Regions from separate parts of the Homo sapiens genome. Here region 1 is linked to region 2. A link is a loop called in an ENCODE intact Hi-C map of the cell type or tissue named here. Cell type or tissue: PC-9. All regions are shown on one strand. Each heading gives the region's core, and the rest is flanking DNA. Links, peaks and the distances in the headings are about the cores only. Region 1 has its middle 27 kb from the start of DNAJB12. Region 2 has its middle 7.9 kb from the start of CHST3.

Region 1 (2,906 bases), core at 122-2,621, 370 kb after region 2:
CTACTGCTCACTCTTTGGGTCCACGCTGCTTTTATGAGCTGCAACACTCACTGTAAAGGTCTGCAGCTTCTACTCCTGAAGCCAGCGACGAACAACTCCAGATGTGCCGCTTTAAGAGCTGTAACACTCACCGCAAAGGTCTGCAGCTTCACTCCTGAGCCAGCGAGACCACGAACACACCAAAAGGAAGAAACTCGCGACACATCCAAACATCAGAAGGAACAAACTCCAGACGCGCTACCTTAAGAGCTGTAACACTCACCGCGAGGGTCCGTGGCTTCATTCTTGAAGTCGGTGAGACCAAGAACCCACCAATTCCGGACACAAGGCTAGCAGGGCTGACACCTATAAACTCAGTGGCTGACAGAGGCTGACATCCTTAGTGACTGAACTAGTGAGGTCTGTGGGATGATAATTATAATAAGATTTTTTTTTTGAGACAGAGTCTCGATCTTGTTGCCCAGGCTGGAGTGCAAGGGCGTGGGCTCACTGCAACCTCCGCCTCCTGGGTTCAAGTGATTCTCTTGCATCAGCCTCCTGAGTAGCTGGGATTACAGGCGTGCGCCACCACACCTGGTAATTTTGTATTTTTAGTAGAGACAGGTTTCGCTGTGTTGGTCAGGGTGGTCTTGAACTCTTGACCGCAAGTGATCCACCTGCTTCAGCCTCCCAAAGTGCTGGGATTATAGGCGTGAGTCACCACGCCTAGCCTATAATAAGATTTTTTTTTTTTTGAGACGGAGTCTCACTCCGTTGCCAGGCTGGAGTACAGTGGCACAATCTCGGCTCACTGCAACCTCCGCCTCCTGGGTTCAAGCCATTCTCCTGCCTCAACCTCCTGAGTAGCTGGGACTACCAGCATGTGCCACCAACACCCAGCTAATTTTTGTATTTTTAGTAGAGACGGGGTTTCACCATGTTGGCCAGGATGATCTCGATCTCTTGACCTCTTGGTCCACCCGCCTCGGCCTCGAAAAATGCTGGGATTACAGGCGTGAGCCACCTCACCCAGCCGATAATAAGATTTTATAAGTAAATGATACAGATGAAAAGTGCCTCCTGGCCTAGCGTGTCCATGGCGGAGGCTGGAACTCCGATCTTTGGGCTCAGTGCTTCCATGCCAAGGTGGGACCAGAGAGAGACTGAGGACTAAAGACATCCACAGAGAAGCAGCTCTGAGCACCTGCGGTGGCCTCCCAAGGCCTGTCACTCACAGCCTGAACACCATGGACACACTTGCTGCCCATGTGGCCCCTGCAGTGGTGGTAGCTGGCTTGTTTGACTTGTGGCTGGAAGCAAAATTAGGGCCCACGATGCCACCTTCTGCACGCAGGCCATGGGCTGGCAGCCAGCAGATGGCAGAGCCTGCCAGAGGTGATTCCAGGGCTTGTGGCCAGGGCAGCACTGGGGCGGCCGGGGACAGAATTGGGTCTGACTCCAGGAGTGGCTGGCCTGAGTGCTGGAGAGAGCCTCCTCCTCTACCCCTTGGGGTGGTGACCTCTTCGGACAGGAGTCCGCACTCCTCTCAATGACCAATGTTTGTGATTCTCATTTTGGCCCCTGCTACATTTGTCCTTACGCAGGGAGAGGAGACCTGGGGCCTTTTCAGCAGGATCAGCAGGACTCTGCTTCCCCCCGGAGGCAGGAAAAGGAAAAAGCCCCCGCCCAGTGCCCGTCCCATGAGCGACTGCTGCCTCCAGCCACCGTCCAGCTGGATGCACACCGTGGCTGATGGCCCTGGGTCTAAGCCCTCTAAGATCTGGGAGAAGTGTCCCCCAGCCAGGGTGTGGGTTTATGGCTGCAAAGCAGCTCCCTAGGGTGACCCTGGGCAGAGGAGTAGGCGAGGCTGGGAATGCTGCAGGTGGGGACAGTGCCTCAGTGCTGATGGGCCCTTCCTTCACTCAGCCTCCCATGGAGACCCCAGGTTGTGGTGCCCAGGCCCTGGGGCTGCAGCCCTGAACCTCTTCTCCAGGGAAGCCTTTGCCTAAGAACTACACAAATACCTCCAGAACAGGATGTGAGAGGCCCAAAAGGGCCAGGCCAGACCTCCCTGAGGAGGTGGCAGGAGGTTGGGCCCTGAGGGGTGAGAGGAACCTCAGGCAGAAGGGAACCCGGGTAGCAGGGCTCCACGGTGGAGGGAGGGGCTCCGCAGGCTGCAGTCAGGGTGGGAGGGCCCTGCACAGTATGTGGGGCCAGGAGGAGTGCAGGGGAGGTTTTGGGCTGTCAGTGTGGGGGAATGAGGCCGGGCCTGGCCAGCTCCATTCTGGCCCCACTTTCTCCATCTGAAGGAGCCCGCTGCATCCTCCTGTGCTGCCAGGCACCTGTCTCTCAGGCCTCCTCATCTGAGTCCATCAGGAAAATGAGAATAATCCAGTCGAGGTAGTGGGACTGCCAGCTGGGGTCCCTGCAGGCCCTAGCCTGATCCCTGCTCTGACTAGCACGGGCTCCAGTGGGGAGCTGCACCCTGCCTCCTCAAGGAAAAATCCAGCCAGGGAGCAGCCCTGCCCTCCCTCCCTAGGGACTTTGTTTAGACCAAATTGGTAGGAGGGTGGGGAAGGTGGACAAAATGTGGCAGGCCCTCCCCTCCCCAAGCAAAGCCCCAACTCCCGGGCTCTGGGCAGACTAGCCGTGGGGTCCTAGAGAGCGCCTGCCCGCCTGCCCCTCTTCCTGCCTGAGCCCTGGACCTTTATTTCATGCCCAAGTGGCTGTGAGAGTGACAGGAGGTCCAGGCCCTGTCCCTAGGGAAATATCTCCTTACAAGGGTCTGGGGCGGGAGTGACAGTCCTGTCTGCCCTGTTACCCCCTCCACCACATGGCCTTCTCTCAGCTTATAGAGTTAGTTGCAGCCTCCCTAAGGGCAGGCAGGCCACCAAGAAAGGTTCAGAAATGCTTGCTGAGTGAATTGC
Region 2 (2,906 bases), core at 124-2,623:
AACGGTATCAAACAGGGAACAAGTAGGAGGTCTGCTGGTGCATGGACGTCAGATGAGTCCATCAACCCCCACAACTAAGACTTGATGTTGGTAGAGTTGCTGAGGCAGGACTGGCTTGTCTGTCATAATATAAAAGAGTATTGGAAGATGTCCGGGGTCCGGGTCTAAAACCCCTTGTGGCCTTTGGAACACCAAGCTCTGTGCCAAAGGGTGGAAGGCTGCCCTGCCGCACCACAAATTTAAGCCCAGGGCATAAAACTCCTCATGACTTGGATGGAATCCAGGGCTCAGGGCATACAACCCCTCGTAGCCTCTGGAATGTGCACAGACTTGTTGGTTGCTCTCCCAGGCTCATAAACATGTTCTCCATTATCTCAAGCAGCAGAGCATATTCATATGTGTCAAAGAAAATGCTAAAGTGTCACAGCTACGCTTGATGCACCGCTACCTTTCTACCCCCATATCCGCATGTCCTCACCACCTGCTTCTTTGTTTGATCACCAATAAATAGTGTGGGTTCCCAGAGCTCGGGTGCTTCACAGCCTCCATACCAGCATTGGCCCCCTGGACCCACCTTATGCACTCTTAACTTGTCTTTTCTCATTCATTTGACTCTGCCAGACTTCGTAGCCCCCATGGCCTAGTGTTGGGTCTGATCACCCTAACATTTCTGGCGCCCAACATGGGGCTATGAAGACCCTGGTGAAGGAACACTAGAGCATGTGGAAGCAGAGGACACATTGTCAGAGGACACCCGAGGATGACTGAAAGAAGCTCGGCAGGTAAGCTGGGCACTCGTAAGAACCAGGGTAACAATGGGACAGAATGAAAGTAAACATTCTGCTTATTTACATTTCTTTTTTTTGTGTGTGGGTGGCAAGCCACCCAGGCGCCAAGGCAAGAGACTGAAGGCACAAGCTTGTTACAGTATAATAAAGAAAATACTTAAAATAAGAATAGTTATATTAGACGTAGAATATAGACACGATTATATATGAATATTATCAATCATTAGTTTGTAGCATTACTCTTTATTCCAATATTATAATAATCTCTGTTTTACAATTATAACCTAGGAAAAACCAGGCCATACAGAGATAGGAGCTGAAGGGACATGGTGAGAAGTGACCAGAAGACAAGAATGCGAGCCCTCTGTCACGCCCAGACAGGGCCACTAGAGGGCTCCTTGGTCTAGCGGTAGTACCAGTGCCTGGGAAGGCACCCGTTACTTAGCAGACGGGGAAAGGGAGTCTCCCCTTCCCTGGGGGAGTTAGAGAAGACTCTGCTCCACCACCTCTTGTGAAAGGCCTGACATCAGTTAAGCCCACCCACAGCCATCCAGAGGCCTAAACGTCTCCCTGTGATGCTGTGCTTCAGCGGTCACGCTCCTTGTCCACTTTCATGTTCAGCCCTGTACACCTGGCTCTGCCTTCTAGATAGCAGTAGCAGAATTAGTGAGAATATTAAAGTCTTTGATCTCTCCAAGAAATTCATAGAAGAAATAATGGCATAAGCTGTCCCCTCTCTCTCTCTCTGCCTCAGCTGCCAAACAGGGAAGGGCTCCCTGTCTGGTGGACATGTGACTCACATGACCTTACCTATCATTGGAAATGACTCACATTCCTTACCCTGCCCCCTTGCCTTGTATACAATAAATAACAGCACAGCCAGGCATTCGGGGCCACTACCGGTCTCCACATTTTGGTGGTAGTGGTCACCCGGGCCCAGCTGTCTTTTCTTCTATCTCTTTGTCTTGTGTCTTTATTTCTATGATCTCTCGTCTCCGCACACAAGGAGAAAAACCTACAGGCCCTGTAGGGCTGATCCCTACATTTTTTGAGACAGAGCCTTGCTCTGTCACCCAGGCTGCAGTACTGTGGCACGATCTCGGCTCAGTGCAATCTCTGCCTCCCGAGTTCACGCCATTCTCCCACCTCAGCCTCCCGAGTAGCTGGGACTACAGGCATGTGCCACCATGCCCAGCTAATTTTTTGTATTTTTAATAGAGACAGGGTTTCACCGTGTTAGCCAGGAATGTCTCGATCTCCTGACCTTGTGATATGCCTGCCTTGGCCTCCCAAAGTGCTGGGATTACAGGCGTGAGCCACCACTCCCGGCCTTAGTTATTTAAATTTCTTAAGGCATTTATTATGGAAAGGGGGAGTGAAAGTTAGTACTCAGAATTTATTAACACTCTTTAGTACAGTAGAGCAGTTTGCCCATGGTTCCCAGAACAAGGGACAATGGGGTTGGATGAATGGGAAAGAATTGGCAGAGATTTTAAAAAGGTGCATAAAGAAGGAGCCAAAATTCCAGTTTCTGTTTGGTCAGTGTGAGCATTGATAAAGGCAGCTCTTGAGCCATTTCAAACAATGACAAGACAGATTCAGATGAGGAAGAGGCAGACAAGTGTAAAAAATTAACTTCAGATTCTGAATGTGAGGAACAGGAACCAGAGGAAATTAAATAAAAGAGAGGGAAACTGAAAAAGGTACATTTCACTAGCCTGTCGGTTCCACCTGCTGAATTAAGTGAATGGCCACCTCCTCCCTCTCCCCTTAATGGACAAGAACATGAACTAGCTAAAAAACTAAAAAACTGCTCCTGTAGTTGCAACATTAAAACCTGGAGCTATTGGTGGCGCTATACAAAATTCTATTCAAAAGGCTAGAGCCGAGGGAGACCTTGAAGTATGGCAATTTCCAGTTACTATAACCCAGCAAGGAGGGCAGAATATAGCTAATTGGGCCACTTTTCCTTTTAAGTTGTTAAAGGAATTCAAGCGGAAGCCATTAGTCAATATGGGCCAAATTCTCCTTTTGTACAAACTTTACTAAAAAATGTGGCTCTTGATAATAGATTAATACCATATGACTGGGATACTTTAACAAAACCTGTTCTCACTC

What was found. Hi-C counts contacts between places; a loop is a spot of excess contacts. Peaks named below come from ENCODE experiments on the same cell type or tissue, not always from the same donor. Only the 100,000 strongest peaks of a DNase experiment are listed, where the experiment ranks them.
Region 1: it touches region 2 in a loop (11-fold over the local background); 54 of 110 quality-filtered maps call a loop at or near these places.

What each region holds. Positions count from the first base shown.
Region 1 is chr10:72,326,853-72,329,758 of GRCh38, forward strand. No RefSeq gene overlaps it. Among named protein-coding and RNA genes, the nearest start is that of DNAJB12, 27 kb to the right of the region's middle. RefSeq lists an enhancer at 1,726-1,925. In PC-9, for the core only: CTCF peaks have their summits at 1,638 (motif pointing left) and 1,840; a DNase peak (open chromatin) is centred at 1,629; H3K27ac peaks cover 1,190 bases.
Region 2 is chr10:71,955,091-71,957,996 of GRCh38, forward strand. No RefSeq gene overlaps it. Among named protein-coding and RNA genes, the nearest start is that of CHST3, 7.9 kb to the right of the region's middle. RefSeq lists silencers at 400-615, 1,080-1,189, 1,637-1,856. In PC-9, for the core only: CTCF peaks have their summits at 1,263 and 1,466; DNase peaks (open chromatin) are centred at 1,271 and 1,581; H3K4me3 peaks cover 402 bases.